Regions from separate parts of the Homo sapiens genome. Here regions 2, 3 and 4 are each linked to region 1. A link is a contact called in ENCODE Hi-C or POLR2A ChIA-PET data. All regions are on one chromosome and are shown on one strand. The core of a region is the stretch at or near the end of the contact, and the rest is flanking DNA. Distances in the headings are between cores, read along the strand shown.

Region 1 (3,330 bases), core at 486-2,985:
CTATCCTACAGATCCCCAAGGCTCTGTTCTTCCTATTTTTTAAGTAATTTTTTCTCTCAGTTGTTCAGATCAGTAATTCTATTATGTACCTTCTAGGTCACTGACTCTTTCCTCTGCCATCTCCATTCTGTTCTGAGCCCATCCAGTGGGTTTTAAATTTTGGCTATTGTATTTTTCAGTTCTCAAATGGAAAAACTGAATACAATAGAAATAGGAAATCATGGCCAGGTGTGGTGGCTCACGCCTGTAATCCCAGCACTTTGGGAGGCTGAAGTGGGCAGCCTCACCTGAGGTCTGGAGTTTGAGACTAACCTGACAAACATGGTGAAACCCCATCTCTACTAAAAATACAAAAATTAGCTGGGCTTGGTGGCAGGTGCCTGTAATCCCAACTACTTAGGAGGCTGAGGCAGGAGTATTGCTTGAATCCAGGAGGCGGAGGTTGCAGTGAGCTGAGACTGCCCCATTGCACTCCAGCCTGGGCAACAAGAGTAAAACTCTGTCCTAAAAAAAAAAAAAAAAAAAAAAAAAAAGGGAAATCTTTGCCAAGACTTTCTTTTTTTTATGTTTTCATTTATTTCAAGGATGTTTTGGAATATTTTTATAACACCTACTTTAATGTCTTTGTCAGATAATGCCAACATCTGTGTCATCTTAGTGTTAGTGTCTATCAATTATCTTTTCCCAGTTTAGATTTTTCTGGTTTCTCAAATGCTGAGTAATTTTAGATTGTATCCTGGATATTTTGAATATTATGCTACGAGACTAGAGGTTTTGTTTAAATCCTGGAGTGAATGTTGACATTTTTGTGTTAGCCATAATCAGTCAGGTTGGGATTAGACTGTAAACTCCAATTAGACTTCTCTAGGTTGTAATTTTAATATCAGTTCTGTTTTTAAAGGCTTTGCAGTGTTATTTGGATCAGTCCTGAATGTTCTTGACCCAGTGGTCAGTCAAGGTCTGAGGCAGGAACTGTGTAGTTCAGTTCTCACAGCCTGTGGTACAGTGTTGAGGATCAGATCCACACATGTACAGCTTGGGAGTTACCTCAGAAATCATAAACTTTTGCTCCTTCCTCTACTCAATTTCCTAGTTTTATCCCAATTCCTTGGGGCTCCCTTTTATAGTTCTCTGATCAGAAAACTTGGGTTTTGTTTTTCATTTTATTTTTGAGACAGAGTCTCTCTCTGTTGCCCAGGCTGAGGTGTGCAATCTCAGCTCACTGCAGCCTTGACCTCCGGGCTCCAGAGATCCTCTCACCTCAGCCTCCTGAGTAGCTGGGACTACAGGCACGCACCACCACACCCAACGGATTTTTGTATTTTTTGTAGAGACAGTGTCTCACTGTGTTGCCCAGGCTGGTCTCGAACTCATGGGCTCAAGTGATCCTCCCACCTCGGCCTCCCAAAGTGCTGGGATTATAGGAATGAGCTGCTGTGCCCAGCCAAGTACATACGCTACTTTTCTGTTCACTTTCCGTAACTACGCTTATGTCTGGAGCGAGGCAGTGGGAGGACAGAGATGAAAAAAGAAAGCAGTGGGGGTTTGCCATTTACCCTACTCTGATTTTTGGGAACACAGCACCTCTGATCAGAGAGGAAAGTTCTCTTTTCTCAAAGTTTTAGGCACCTGCCTGCTCCTCTTACCATTAATGTCATTTTCACTTCTGCTTTTATAGGATTACTTGAGGTTTGGGTGCTAGAGAATGGAGAAAAGAAAAACAAAACAAAACAAAAAACAAAGCACATGAGATTTCCCCCACTTTGTCTGTATATTAGGAAACTCTTTTTCCACCCCTCAAGCCAGATCTAGAAGCCTTCTCCTGGAGCTCTTTCTGTCCACACTGATTTGGACTTCAGGCTTTTGGGCTGCACAAGTCCAGACTAGGGATATCAGAGGGGAAAAAATGGTAAGCTCTCTGCATGTTCAGTGGTACTTCATATTCATGCCTTCTTCTCCAACCTTTCTGTTTCGATTTACTTTTCAGTCCTCAAGTTTGGGAGCCATGCATTCTTTCCAGGTTAATAGCTACATTCAGTAGGAGAGATAGGTTGGGATTTGCTCACTCCATCTTACTTGGAACTAGAAACTTCCTAAAGCAGTGATGTTACAAGAAGATAATTTGAATTACAGTTTTCTAGTTTTACAATATTTTAAAGCTGATTGAATATAAATAATTTAAAAATATATTTCCAGGCCCAAATATTAACATTATAATTTAAACTACTGGATCCATCATTGACCCTTTTAATAATTGGAAGGTTTAAGACTCCCACACTCAATATATTAGAAAAATAATACATTCATGTTCATTCTCCCATTTTTTGTGTTTCTCTTTCAATATAGCACATTTACTACTAATGCTCATTTATCCCATCAAAAATGTCACATAAAAACTGGAATAATTCAGAAATTTGGAGTGGGATTCATTTACGATTTATAAGTTACCTGGTAGAGTTTGACTTATAAGAAAGCACATTGTGAGGGCCGGGTGTGGTGGCTCACGCCTGTAATCCCAGCAATTTGGGAGGCCAAGGCGGGCGGATCACCTGAGGTTGGGAGTTCGAGACCAGCCTGACCAACATGGAGAAACCCTGTCTCTACTAAAAATACAAAATTAGCCGGGCATGGTGGCACACGCCTGTAATTCCAACTACCCGGGAGGCTGAGGCTGGAGAATTGCTTGAACTTGGGAGGCAGAGGTTGCAGTGAGCCAAGATCACACCATTGCACTCCAGCCTGGGTGATAAGAGTGAAACTCTGTCTCAAACAACAACAACAACAGCAAACAGTACATGGTGAGGCTAGGTGCAGTAGCTCATGTCTGTAATCCTATCCCTTTGGGAGGCTGAGGCAGGCAGATTGCTTGAGCTCGGGAGTTCGAGACCAGCTGGATAACATGGTGAAACCCTGTCTCTACAAAAAAAAAAGAAAATTAACTGGGCATGGTGGTGTGCACTTGTAGTCCCAGCTACTTAGGAGACTGAGGCAGGAGGATCACTTGAGCCTGGGAGGTCGAGGCTGCAGTGAGCCATGATGGTGCCACTGCACTCCAGCCAGGGTGACAGACTGAAACCCTGTCTAAAAAAAATTTTTTTAAATAAAGTACATAATGAAACATATATAAGGTTTAGTGTTAGCTAGGATTTGGCTCAGCTTTGAATGATGAAAAAAGAAAAACCCAGAATAACTGTAGCTTACATCATATATGTCTATTTTTCTCTTACATAAAGTAGGAAGTAAGTGCCCCAAGTTGGATATGGTGCTTCATTGTGTCAGAAACCCAGGTTCCTTCTTTCTGATGTTCTGCCATGAGTGACCTTGATTTCT
Region 2 (3,450 bases), core at 723-3,222, 530 kb before region 1:
TTCACTCATAATCTTAATAAAACATTATGTTGACATATACCTTTAAAACATATCAATTAATTACTTTTTTTTTTTTTTTTGAGACGGAGTCTCGCTCTGTCTCCCAGTCTGGAGTGCAGTGGTGCGGTCTCCGCTCACTGCAAGCTCCGCCTCTCGGGTTCACGCCATTGTGCTGCCTCAGCCTCCCAAGTAGCTGGGACTACAGACGCCCGCCACCACGCCCGGCTAATTTTTTTTTTTTTTTTAAGTAGAGACGGGGTTTCACCGTATTAGCCAGGATGGTCTCGATCTCCTGACCTCGTGATCCACCCGCCTCGGCCTCCCAAAGTTCTGGGATTACAGGCGTGAGCCACCGCGCCCGGCCTTTTTTTTTTTTTTTTTTAAACTGAAAAGTGATCACTTCTGTAGAATATATTTCCTACTGGCTATGCCCTCCTTGGCTTCACCCATGGCATTGGGCAAGTACCTGGTTGGCCCATTGCACTTCAGTGCAGAGCCTGGAGCCAGAAGGGAGGCCCTGCCATTGGTCAGCAGGGCAGCTCGCCTCACAGCTTCATTTGGACAAGAGTCGCAGACAAGCTCAAGGGTCTAGGGGAACCAGGTTTGGAGATGTTAGACTGGGAATGGGCTAGCTCAGAATCAATCTGAATGATATGACATTGTTACAGGCTGGGTTGAATTATGTTCCCCCAAAGGATATATGCTGGCCCCCAAACCTGTGAATGTGGCCTTATTTGGGAATAGTCTTTGCAGATGCAATCAAGTTAGGATAAAGTCATACTCAACTAGAGTGGTCCCTAATCCAATGACTGGTGTCCCTATAAGAAGAGGAAAGTTTGGACACAAATACACAGGGAAAAGACCTCATAAAGATGGAGGTAGAAATGAATATGATGGGTCTACAAGGCAAGAAACGCCAAGGAATGCCAGGAACGATAAGAAGCTAGAAGAGGCAAGGAAGTGTTAAAGCAAACTATATATGTCCTGAGAAGGACTCTGTACTTCTATATTTGAGTCCTTGTGGATGAACTGTAACCTAGCTTAATAGTCAGACAAAATTGAAAACCTAATTTAGGAGTATGCGCCTGTAACAATAACTAAGTCTTGGCCAATCCCAGAGGCTATACTTCAACCATTCATACTCTGCTGAGTGTTCAAACTACGTTCAAATAAGGCAAACACTGAGCTGTAACCAATCCGGTCATTCTGTACCTCACTTCCAATTTCTGTACATCATTTCCCTTTGTCTATAAATCTTCTTCCACCATGTAGCTGCGCCGGAGTCTCTGTGAATACGCTTGATTTGGGGGCTGTCCGATTCACAAATTGTTCATTTAATTAAACTCAATTAAACTCTTAAATGTAATTCAGCTGAAGTTTTTCTTTTTTCAGAAGGCCCCTCTCCTAGAGACTCTAGAGAGAGCATGGCCCTGCCACCACCTTGATTTCTGACTTCTAACCTCCAGAATTGTAAGAGAATAGATTTCTGTCATTTTAAGCCACAGTTTGTGGTACTAACACAGACACCTTCTCCTCTGCCAAAAATAATAATTCATGTGATGGGATAAAAATGACTGGCGAGTTCCCAACCTTTCCCACCCCCATGGCCCCTAATGAGGGTCCTGGTTACACTCTCCTCAGTTCCTCCTGGAGCCCACCCTCCAAGGAAGGAGCCCCGCCCTGCCAGCCATTTGTGAGATAAAAATCAGAGGAAACGGAAACTGAGAGCCAGACCGGGAGCCCCTGCAGCAAGTGAGAGCCATGTGTGGGAGAAGACGGAGGGGGACGTGCAAGAAGAACTGTGCCTCTCACATGGCCACCGTGAGAATCGAGTGCAGTCTAACGAAGGACTACGTTCACTTATCGGTGTGAGAAACACACGTGAAAGACTTGAGTTATTTTGAAATCACGTTTTGTTTCATGGTCTTTTGACCGCATCGCAGCTCCAGCACAGAGCTGAGCCACGTGGACCGAGGCTCTGTGAGCTTTCCTCTCCTCCCCATCACTGAATGCTTTCTGCCCTCCAGGCCCCTGCTAAGTGCTTGGCAGACTCCTCTCCTGTCCTCACAGCAACTCTAGAAGGACAGTGCTGTTTTAGATGACAAAACTGAAGCCTCACAGCAAACCTCAGTGAAATAGCCAAGGTCTAAAAGCTCAGATTACCTCATGCCTAGCTCAGAACTATTAGAATAATAATTGAAGCAGCAAGGAGCCTTGAGGCGACACCTAGAAGCTGGCAACCAACCCTACTACTGGTCTATGCTCTTGGGACAGCCTTGCCTCCTGGGATAATGGCAGCTCTGTTACCCTCCAGGAGATAGAGAATGGTGTGTTTCTGGCATTGAGGCCTAGCCAGGCCAGGGTGGGCAGAGGTGGCTGCTATACAATGGGCTCTGGAGCCAGACCGACAGGGTTCCCCCCAGCTCTGCCACTCTCTAGCTATATGGGCATGTTATCTGACCTCCCTGGGCCTCTGTTTCCTCATCTGCAAAATGGGGATAATAATAGTTGCCACCTCAGAGGGCAGTTGTGAGGATTAAGTGAATTAATACAGTATGTGACATGCTTAGAACAGCACTGGACACAGTAAGCCCTTAATAAAAGCTAGCTCTTGTGATTATTGAAAAACATGATGCTCTACTCAGATCTGACAAGACCTTAGCTACAAAAAATATAAATCATCAAGCAGACTGTCTGATATGTGTATTTTTATTAAGTGTAAGAATGAACCTCGGCTGGGTGCAGTGGCTCACGCCTGTAATCCCAGCACTTTGGGGAGGCCAAGTTGGGCAGATCACTTGAGATCAGGAGTTCGAGACCAGCCTGGCCAACATGGTGAAACCCCATCTCCACTAAAAATACAAAAAATTAGCCAGGCATTGTGGTGCATGCCTGTAATCTCAGCTGCTCGGGAGGCCAAGGCAGGAGAATTGCTTGAACCCGGGAGGTTCATTCGTGACCCCTCTATCTCAATTCCTGCTTCTGTGGAATGGGGATTGCTCTCTGCCTCACAGAGATTTTGTGAGCAGGAAAGGCACAGAGTAGGACTCACAGCAGCTAATAAATAAGTTTGTCTCCTTGGTTTATAATGGCCAAGCTCATGCACCCTCAGAATAAGTACAGAAGGTGAGGAGACTGTGCAAGTAAACATGGTAGGTACAGGTGACCCGGGTCCAAGCCCCTTGTTGGGCCAGGTGTTCCCTTTTCCTTCCTCTCTCTCAGGCCTGCTTAGGGATTAGAGGGTGGGAGAGCCAGTCAAGAGCAGGTTGCCATCCTCCAGCAGCACGGAGGTCTGTGATGGTCTGGGATGTGACAGGGACCTGTGGCTGATTTCTAACCAGCCTTCTAACCAGTTGAAGAGCTGGACCAGCTTTCTGTGCTGCAGAAAGCTGCAGCGGGGTTGACAGACAGACTTGCACTCACACCCTGGGCACATCACCTTCTGCAGAC
Region 3 (3,116 bases), core at 389-2,888, 760 kb after region 1:
CAAAATGTAGTAACAAAAAAGGATTAGTTTAACAATACTCTTACAAATTGGTAAGCAAAGATAAAGCCAATAGAAAATTGGGCAACAGAAAAAACAAAAACAGATACAAAAAATAATATATAAATAGTAACATGTAATTAGATATAAAATATATATTATTGTTACATTGTTAAGTTTTAGATATAAAATGCATATAAATAGCACAAACCTAAGTACTAAAATATAAAAACATTACTGGGTATGCGAAACACCAAATAAGGACAATAGTCACCACTATAAAGAAGAATGGGAGAGTTTAGCCGTCTTTTATTTTGAAAAATTCGACATAAGTCTGGCAAATGTTAACACTGTTTAAAGTTGAGTAGTGAATATATAGGTATTATCTTACTCTCTACTGGTCTCTGTGTTTAAAATATTTCACGATAAAGTGGGAAAATGGTTAATTTTACATAAAAAGAACTTTAACAGATGCAAAAAATAAAACCTCTCTCATTCGACAAGCAGCCTAAATGGGGAAAAAAGAACCCACTCAAAAAAAAGGTAGCAGATAATGTCACCGTGGCTTACCAGCCTAATCAAACTTATTACTTGTTATGTATATATCCTTATTAAACTAAGTCGTTACTGTGTTAAAGCATTTTAGTGTTTAAATAAAAGATTTCAGAATACAGCAGAAATACATTCCAATATGTTGGGGTTTTTACGCTTAGGAAAACCTACAATAGTAGGTGATTTGACATTTGAATCACACCTATCTGAATTAAGATGTCCAGCACTACCAAACAAAAGCCACACGAGGCCACGAAACACTCCCAACTCTGCATGTTTTAGCCTTTTTAAAGTCCTAGAAACCAACTGATACTGATTAAAAACCAAACAAAAAAAAAATACAGGCCTCAGAAAAATACACTATTTTGCACACAAAGTCCATCCATAGGCCTCAGATCTAGAACTCCTGCTTTAAAGTTGCTTCTCCAATCTCGATCCGAAACACTGGCTGAGTTATGCTGGAAAAGAATGCAAAGTGTACGGGGCTTGAGTTCCTGTTGCGTAAAACCTTTCCGGCTTTCAGCAACTTCTCGAGAGGTTAACACCTTTAAGGAGAGACTTTGCTCCCTGTCGATGCCGTGGCTGGACAAATGCCGCTCTCAACTGCTACAGACCAAAGTCTACGCTTTAAAGATAGAGAAGCCATTCTGTCAAAGTGAAAACAGAAGCGGTAGGTAGGAAGCCGCCCCCCTTTCTTTCAAGCACAGAGACCCAGAGAGACGCCCAGGAGCTCCCGAAAAAAACGTTGCTGATTAGAGCTGCCGGGTCAGAAACAGCTGTGAGACACTAAAGTCCCCACTGGTAAGCGCCCCAGCTCCACCTCGGCCCCTATCCCCAAGGTTGGGTATTGGTTAAAGGGGGGAAGGGAATACCTCCACTAACAACCGCTACAACCGCCTCCTGCCAAGTCCCCGCTCGGGCCCACTAAACTCACAGCCTGAAGAATCCCACACTCACTGGAAAGTGGGGCCCGGTCCTGGTCCCGGTCCGGCTCCCGGAATTCGGCGGGTCTCCCAGGGTTTGGGGGGAGGTGGCGGCTGGGACGCCATCTCCTCCGCCTCCTCTCGGCTCCCGCTCCTACCCCTGACTGTCCAGGCCCGCGTAGACCAGCACCTGGAGCGTAAGACACAACGGGCAGAACACCGAGCCGTCCACCCCGCCCACCCTTGCAGTCAGGACAAGGCTTGAGTTACTTTGCCAGCTGAATCCATACAGCGGGAGGATGCCACTAATTTGTAGGAAGAAACACGCTCTTTGTATTTGCCCCAGAAAGAGCTGCCTTTCTAAACCTCAGGGTAAAGGCTCATCGATATTTCTGGTAGCGGCTACAACTCCCTAGACGTCGGAGTCCCACCGAGGCTTTTCTGGGAGTGGACCAGTCGGGCTGGGAGTAAAGCCGCACGCACTCCTTCGCTCGTGGGGGAGGTAGGGTGAGGTGGCAAACCAGGCAGTTTTTCGGATTTCCTCTACAAACAAGAAGGGAGAAGCTCACTTAGTCCTAGCGAGAGCGGGCTGGTACTTTTGTTCTAAAACGCACGTTTCCTCGGGGAACAGAATTGCTAGACGCAATAGGTGCGTTGTCTTTAGTCTTCCCTCTTCCCTTCGAGGGCCGGAAGGGGTTAAATCTCAGGCTCCGGCGTCTGGGGAGAAGGTGAGGCGGGTAGGTAAGAGGTGAAGGAGTGCAGACTGGGTGCAAAAGAGGTGTGGCGGGAGAGAGTTCGTTTCTCTCCTGCTGGAGCGGCTTTGTTAGCAAAGGAGGGGTGAGTGGGAAGTTTGTTGCACCTGACCGAAGGGGGAAGGGCTTGCTTGGCGAAAACTGAGGCTTGAGGTTAGATCTCGGGATGAACTTTTCAAGAGTCCACAGTAGATTCCAGAGCTGAATGTTTCAGAAGCCCAGTGAAGTGTGATCACCTCTTTCTCCGTAAATCCACACCCCCAGCCCCACGCCGCGTTACGAATGACACCCTTCGGTAGGGAAATGAGTTTTAAAAGATCTTAGGATATGAGACTCAGTCTGGTCATTTCGCTAGTTTTTCTTATACCCTGCCCCTTTTCTCGTTTTCGATGACTGGTTTTTGTAATCGTCCAAGAGGTGAAAATAAAGTCCTTCCTCTCCTCCAGTAAGCCAGAGACTGGGCTAGTTATCCTTGATTTGGGGAGGAGGGATTCAGTCCTCCTAGGGAGCCTGACACATGAAAGGCGGCTTTGTAGCAACTTGTTACAGAGTTATTTCTATAAAACAAACACATAAACGAAAAGCAAACATCTTGAGGGTAACCAACACTGGAAAACTTACATTGTGGAATGCCTTTCTCAGGGCTTGCTTTCAAACATAATAAATCTAATATGGACAACCGATTTCTAATATCTTATGAAATCCTGGCATTTAATTATCTCACGATGAAAAAACCAAATTTAAGACGTAACGTATTTTCTCCTTTTAATGTTAACATTCTTGAGAAGTTGATAAATTGTTGGTAGGTGAAAATGATGTTGAGAGGTTTGTAAATTCATAGCTCGTTTATTAACACACATTCAAAAGAGGTCTTTTTTGGGGTCTATTTTTA
Region 4 (3,482 bases), core at 914-3,413, 710 kb after region 1:
GAGAAGGTCACAAAACCTTAAGAGACATTTAATGTATCCTTTGGAATTCACTCCAAACTGCAGGTCCACAACTCATTTAAACATTTAAGTATAGATGGGGATGTGCAAAGATGGATGGGGATCATGTCCTGCTGGATTAATCAATTTAGTTTTGAATCCTTGAAAGACTTGCTTTCTCTCTAGAGAACAAAGCACTGATCTCTACTTGTTTGCCTAGTACTTGCATCACTTTTCATACCACACAATTTGGGAAGCATGTTAGAGCACATAGTGCGTTGTTGTTGTTGTTGTTGTTAAGACGGAGTGGCGCTCCCTCTCTCATCAGGCCAGAGTGCAGTGGCGCGATCTCGGCTCACTGCAACCTCCGCCTCCCGGGTTCAAGCGATTCTCCTGCCTCAGCCTCCCGAGTAGCTGGGACTACAGGCACGCACCACCACGCCCAGCTAATTTTTGTATTTTTAGTAGAGACAGGGTTTCACCATGTTGGCCAGGATAGTCTCGATCTCCTGACCTCGTGATCCGCCCGTCTCGGCCTCCCAAAGTGCTGGGATTACAGGCGTGAGCCACTGCACCCGGCCAGGGCGTTTTATTATAATTTGTTTGGGCCTTGGTAGAAAGCAATCTAAAATGGAATTCAGGGCAAGGATCTTCCCTGAGAGCTCATTTCTCTTCACTTCCAAAAAGATTCATTTAAAAGTTCAAAAATATTACCCACGTCAAACACTTAAAAGCTTACATTTCAAATGTGATACTAATTTATGCTATACATGTTTAAGAGTACTTTAAATCATCCAAATGAGAAAAAAGTTTTTCTGTTGACTTTCTCTTTATACAACTGTACTAGGCAAGGGAAGACCCCCCAGCATTAATTCTAGTTAAATGAATGTCCAAGAAATCAGAGTCTGAATTTAAGTATAAAAGGCATAGCATTGATGGATAATCCTTAATAAAACATAAATTATCTCGAAATAGCTGTTATAGTGCACCTCATTCAGGAAAGTATAAATTTATCAAAAACGGTGACAAGAAAAAGCTCAAAGTTCAAATTACTATGAAATCCACTCCCATTCATAAAATATCAAAATCTTGACAATATTTAAGGTAAAATACGTTATTTACCAAAAATAAAAATCCAATATGTTTAACAGACTTCATTTTTTAAGAACATACTTCCCCTCCCCTCCCCGACCCCCTTCTCTTGGTTTATGTATTTAATATACATGTATTAATTAAGAAGACTAGTCTAAGTCACTTCCACACCAGATAGAGGTCTACAACAGGAATCTGATATATTTTTTTCTTATTTCAAATAGAAAAAAAAGCTCTTGGAGACAGAGACGTTTTCCCTTAGCCAGTGGAAAGATGGGAAGAGAGGGGGCCCCGTGGGGCAGGCAGGCAGGCAGGTCAAAGGCCTCTGGCCTAACAGAGGGCGGCGGTAACACCGAGTCATCCCGGACCGGGAAGAAGCCTTGTACCCAGGCTTCCTGACTTCTGCACACACAGGAGATCGGAGTCAGCTGGAGGAGAAAGTAAAATCACATCCCAGAACCGGCATGAGGTCAAAGCCAGTCAAACCTTGGGCCCGGAGGCTCACTACGCGGCGCGTCCTCGGGGCACCCCCAGACCTTCGCGCCCCGCTCCCGCCCGTGGAGGCACAGAAACTCCAGGGGCGCAGAGCGGACAAAGGCGCCGGGCAGCGGGAGCGAGGCGGGGCAGAGGCCCGGGGCGCGGCCGGGCGCGCAGAAGCTGGGGTTCCCGCCGCTGTGCGCGGGCGGGACGGTCTGCAGGGACATGGACCGGGCGGGTGACGGGACGCGGGCCAGCTGGCTGCTCGAGGCGCGGCCGGCTGAGGCTGTGCACGGGGGCGTTCGGGGGCGTTTGGGCAAGTGGGACCCCGCCCGGGGTGGGAAGCCGCGGCGGGAGCCGGCTGGCTGTGAGCGGTACCGCCCCATGCCGCACTTCCCGCCCCGCGGTGGGCACCCGAGCCCCCTCGGCGTCTCGCTCACCTCCACAGGGCCGCGGCTGCCCTCGCAGCGCCTCTGTTACCTGCAGTGGTCGGCACCGCCCGCGCTCGCGCCCTGAAGCTGCCGCTACCGAGCCCGCAACCCCGTCCGCAGCGCCTCACACCCCGCCCCCGCCCGCTTGCAGGCGGCTGCGGAGACTAGCGCCGAGGGGTGGGGGAGCCGCCGAGCCGACGCCGCCCGGCCAATCGCGGGCCAGCGCCGCAGCGGCGGAGCCAATGAGCGCCGAGCCCCTGCCGGGCGGGAGGGCACCGGAGGGGCGGCGGCGGCTGACTGTCGCCTTGCCTTGCCTGCTGCTTCTCCTTCCTCCTCTGGCATACACTCCCAGGCTTGTCGCAGTGCAGCGTCCCCACCCTCCCAGCGTCTTGTCTCTTAGCAACCAGATCCTAGGAGCCTGATCTTAGGTGACCAACCCTGAGTCCAGAAGAAAGGGGGATATACAGGAGATAAAAGATTAAAGAATGGATGAAATTGTTCTTGGTGCAGATCATTTGGTACACCGCTTAGGTAGAGCGGAAAGATCGCATGATGAGGGACACCGAAAGTATCTTTTAGACCAAGGTCTTTGGGTAAGGACCTGAAGTGTCTTTACCAGGAGGTAGCTCTTTAAAAATGTAAATAGCTCTGGATTACAAATTCGGTTTTCATACATTAATAGGGTGTGTGTGTGTGTGTGTGTGTGTGTGTGTGTGTGTTATTGTGAGGAACACTACTATTGGGCATCTAGTAAAATGCAAACGGCTCAATATTGTAGGGTAACTGCTACATGTCAACATTTCTATCTAATTTCCACTTGGTCTATTCTGAGAACCAAAATTAAATGTTAGGATTAGAAAGAACAGAAAAAGTAAAGCCTTAACCAAATGAATAATTACTACGAGATCTGATGATTAAGTAGAGATTAAGTGGTTCACTGTACAGAATGTCAGGAGTTTTTACCAATTGTATCATCCTGTGACTTTCTGCAGATCTTTTACGATTTTTGTTCCACAAAGACATTAAAGTGGCTGGGTGCGGTGGCTCACACCTGTAATCCCATAATCCCAGCATTTAGGGAGACCAAGACGAGAGGATTGCTTGAGCACAGCCTGAACAACAAAGTGAAACCCTGTCTCTACCAAAAAAAAAAAAAAGTTGTTTTTTTTTTAAGTTAGCTGGGCGTGGTGGCCCCAATGAGCTATGTTTGCACCACTGCACTCCAAGCTGGGCAACAGAGTGAGACCCTGTCAAAAATAAAAATAAAAATAAAGTTAGGCAAGTGTCGTATCATAAGATGTTAGGTTAAGTCAGGTAAATTCTTTTTTTATTTTTTTGAGATGGAGTCTTGCTCTGTTGCCCAGGCTGGAGTGCAGTGGCACCGTCTGGGCTCACTGCAACCTCCACCTCCCTTCAAGCGATTCTCCTACCACAGCCTCCTGAGTAACTGGGATTTACAGGCGCATGCCACCATGTCCAGCTAAT

The links. A loop is a pair of places that touch in the nucleus more often than their neighbours do. ChIA-PET counts read pairs that join two places held with the same protein, here RNA polymerase II (POLR2A). Pooled maps may share reads with other maps.
Region 2: a loop to region 1 is called in a pooled map, with 2.6 times the contacts of the local background. The contact joins two enhancer-like sites. A Hi-C loop is called at or near these places in 1 of 168 maps with a recorded cell type or tissue (PC-9) and 9 of 50 pooled maps. POLR2A ChIA-PET finds 5 or more read pairs at or near these places in 1 of 52 experiments (B cell).
Region 3: a pooled map shows a loop between it and region 1 (3-fold over the local background). The contact joins the promoter of PEX13 here to the enhancer-like site in region 1. A Hi-C loop is called at or near these places in 3 of 168 maps with a recorded cell type or tissue (CD8-positive, alpha-beta T cell, chondrocyte and naive thymus-derived CD4-positive, alpha-beta T cell), 3 of 37 single-sample maps with no recorded cell type and 15 of 50 pooled maps. POLR2A ChIA-PET finds 5 or more read pairs at or near these places in 1 of 52 experiments (naive thymus-derived CD4-positive, alpha-beta T cell).
Region 4: a pooled map shows a loop between it and region 1 (2.1-fold over the local background). The contact joins the promoter of SANBR here to the enhancer-like site in region 1. A Hi-C loop is called at or near these places in 3 of 168 maps with a recorded cell type or tissue (ascending aorta, endothelial cell of umbilical vein and naive thymus-derived CD4-positive, alpha-beta T cell) and 9 of 50 pooled maps.

The regions. Positions count from the first base shown.
Region 1 is chr2:61,774,481-61,777,810 of GRCh38, reverse strand. No RefSeq gene overlaps it. Among named protein-coding and RNA genes, the nearest start is that of FAM161A, 78 kb to the left of the region's middle. Within about 2 kb of position 1,735, at least 3 of the 41 ENCODE cell types and tissues checked have a DNase peak (open chromatin) inside an H3K27ac peak, as active enhancers do; they include B cell, where a contact is called at or near this core.
Region 2 is chr2:62,308,284-62,311,733 of GRCh38, reverse strand. No RefSeq gene overlaps it. Among named protein-coding and RNA genes, the nearest start is that of MIR5192, 100 kb to the right of the region's middle. RefSeq lists an enhancer at 1,467-1,836. Within about 2 kb of position 1,972, at least 7 of the 41 ENCODE cell types and tissues checked have a DNase peak (open chromatin) inside an H3K27ac peak, as active enhancers do; they include B cell, where a contact is called at or near this core.
Region 3 is chr2:61,016,242-61,019,357 of GRCh38, reverse strand. It overlaps PEX13 (peroxisomal biogenesis factor 13), which reads right to left and starts at 1,638. Exons shown (of 4, transcript NM_002618.4): 1 at 1,507-1,638. The coding sequence starts at 1,598. PUS10 (pseudouridine synthase 10) reads left to right here and starts at 1,103. Exons shown (of 18, transcript NM_144709.4): 1 at 1,103-1,350. RefSeq lists an enhancer at 1,182-1,231.
Region 4 is chr2:61,064,552-61,068,033 of GRCh38, reverse strand. SANBR (SANT and BTB domain regulator of CSR) reads right to left here and starts at 2,163. Exons shown (of 22, transcript NM_001129993.3): 1 at 2,007-2,163. RefSeq lists silencers at 1,564-1,623, 1,634-1,983, 2,014-2,383 and enhancers at 1,273-1,772, 1,773-2,274.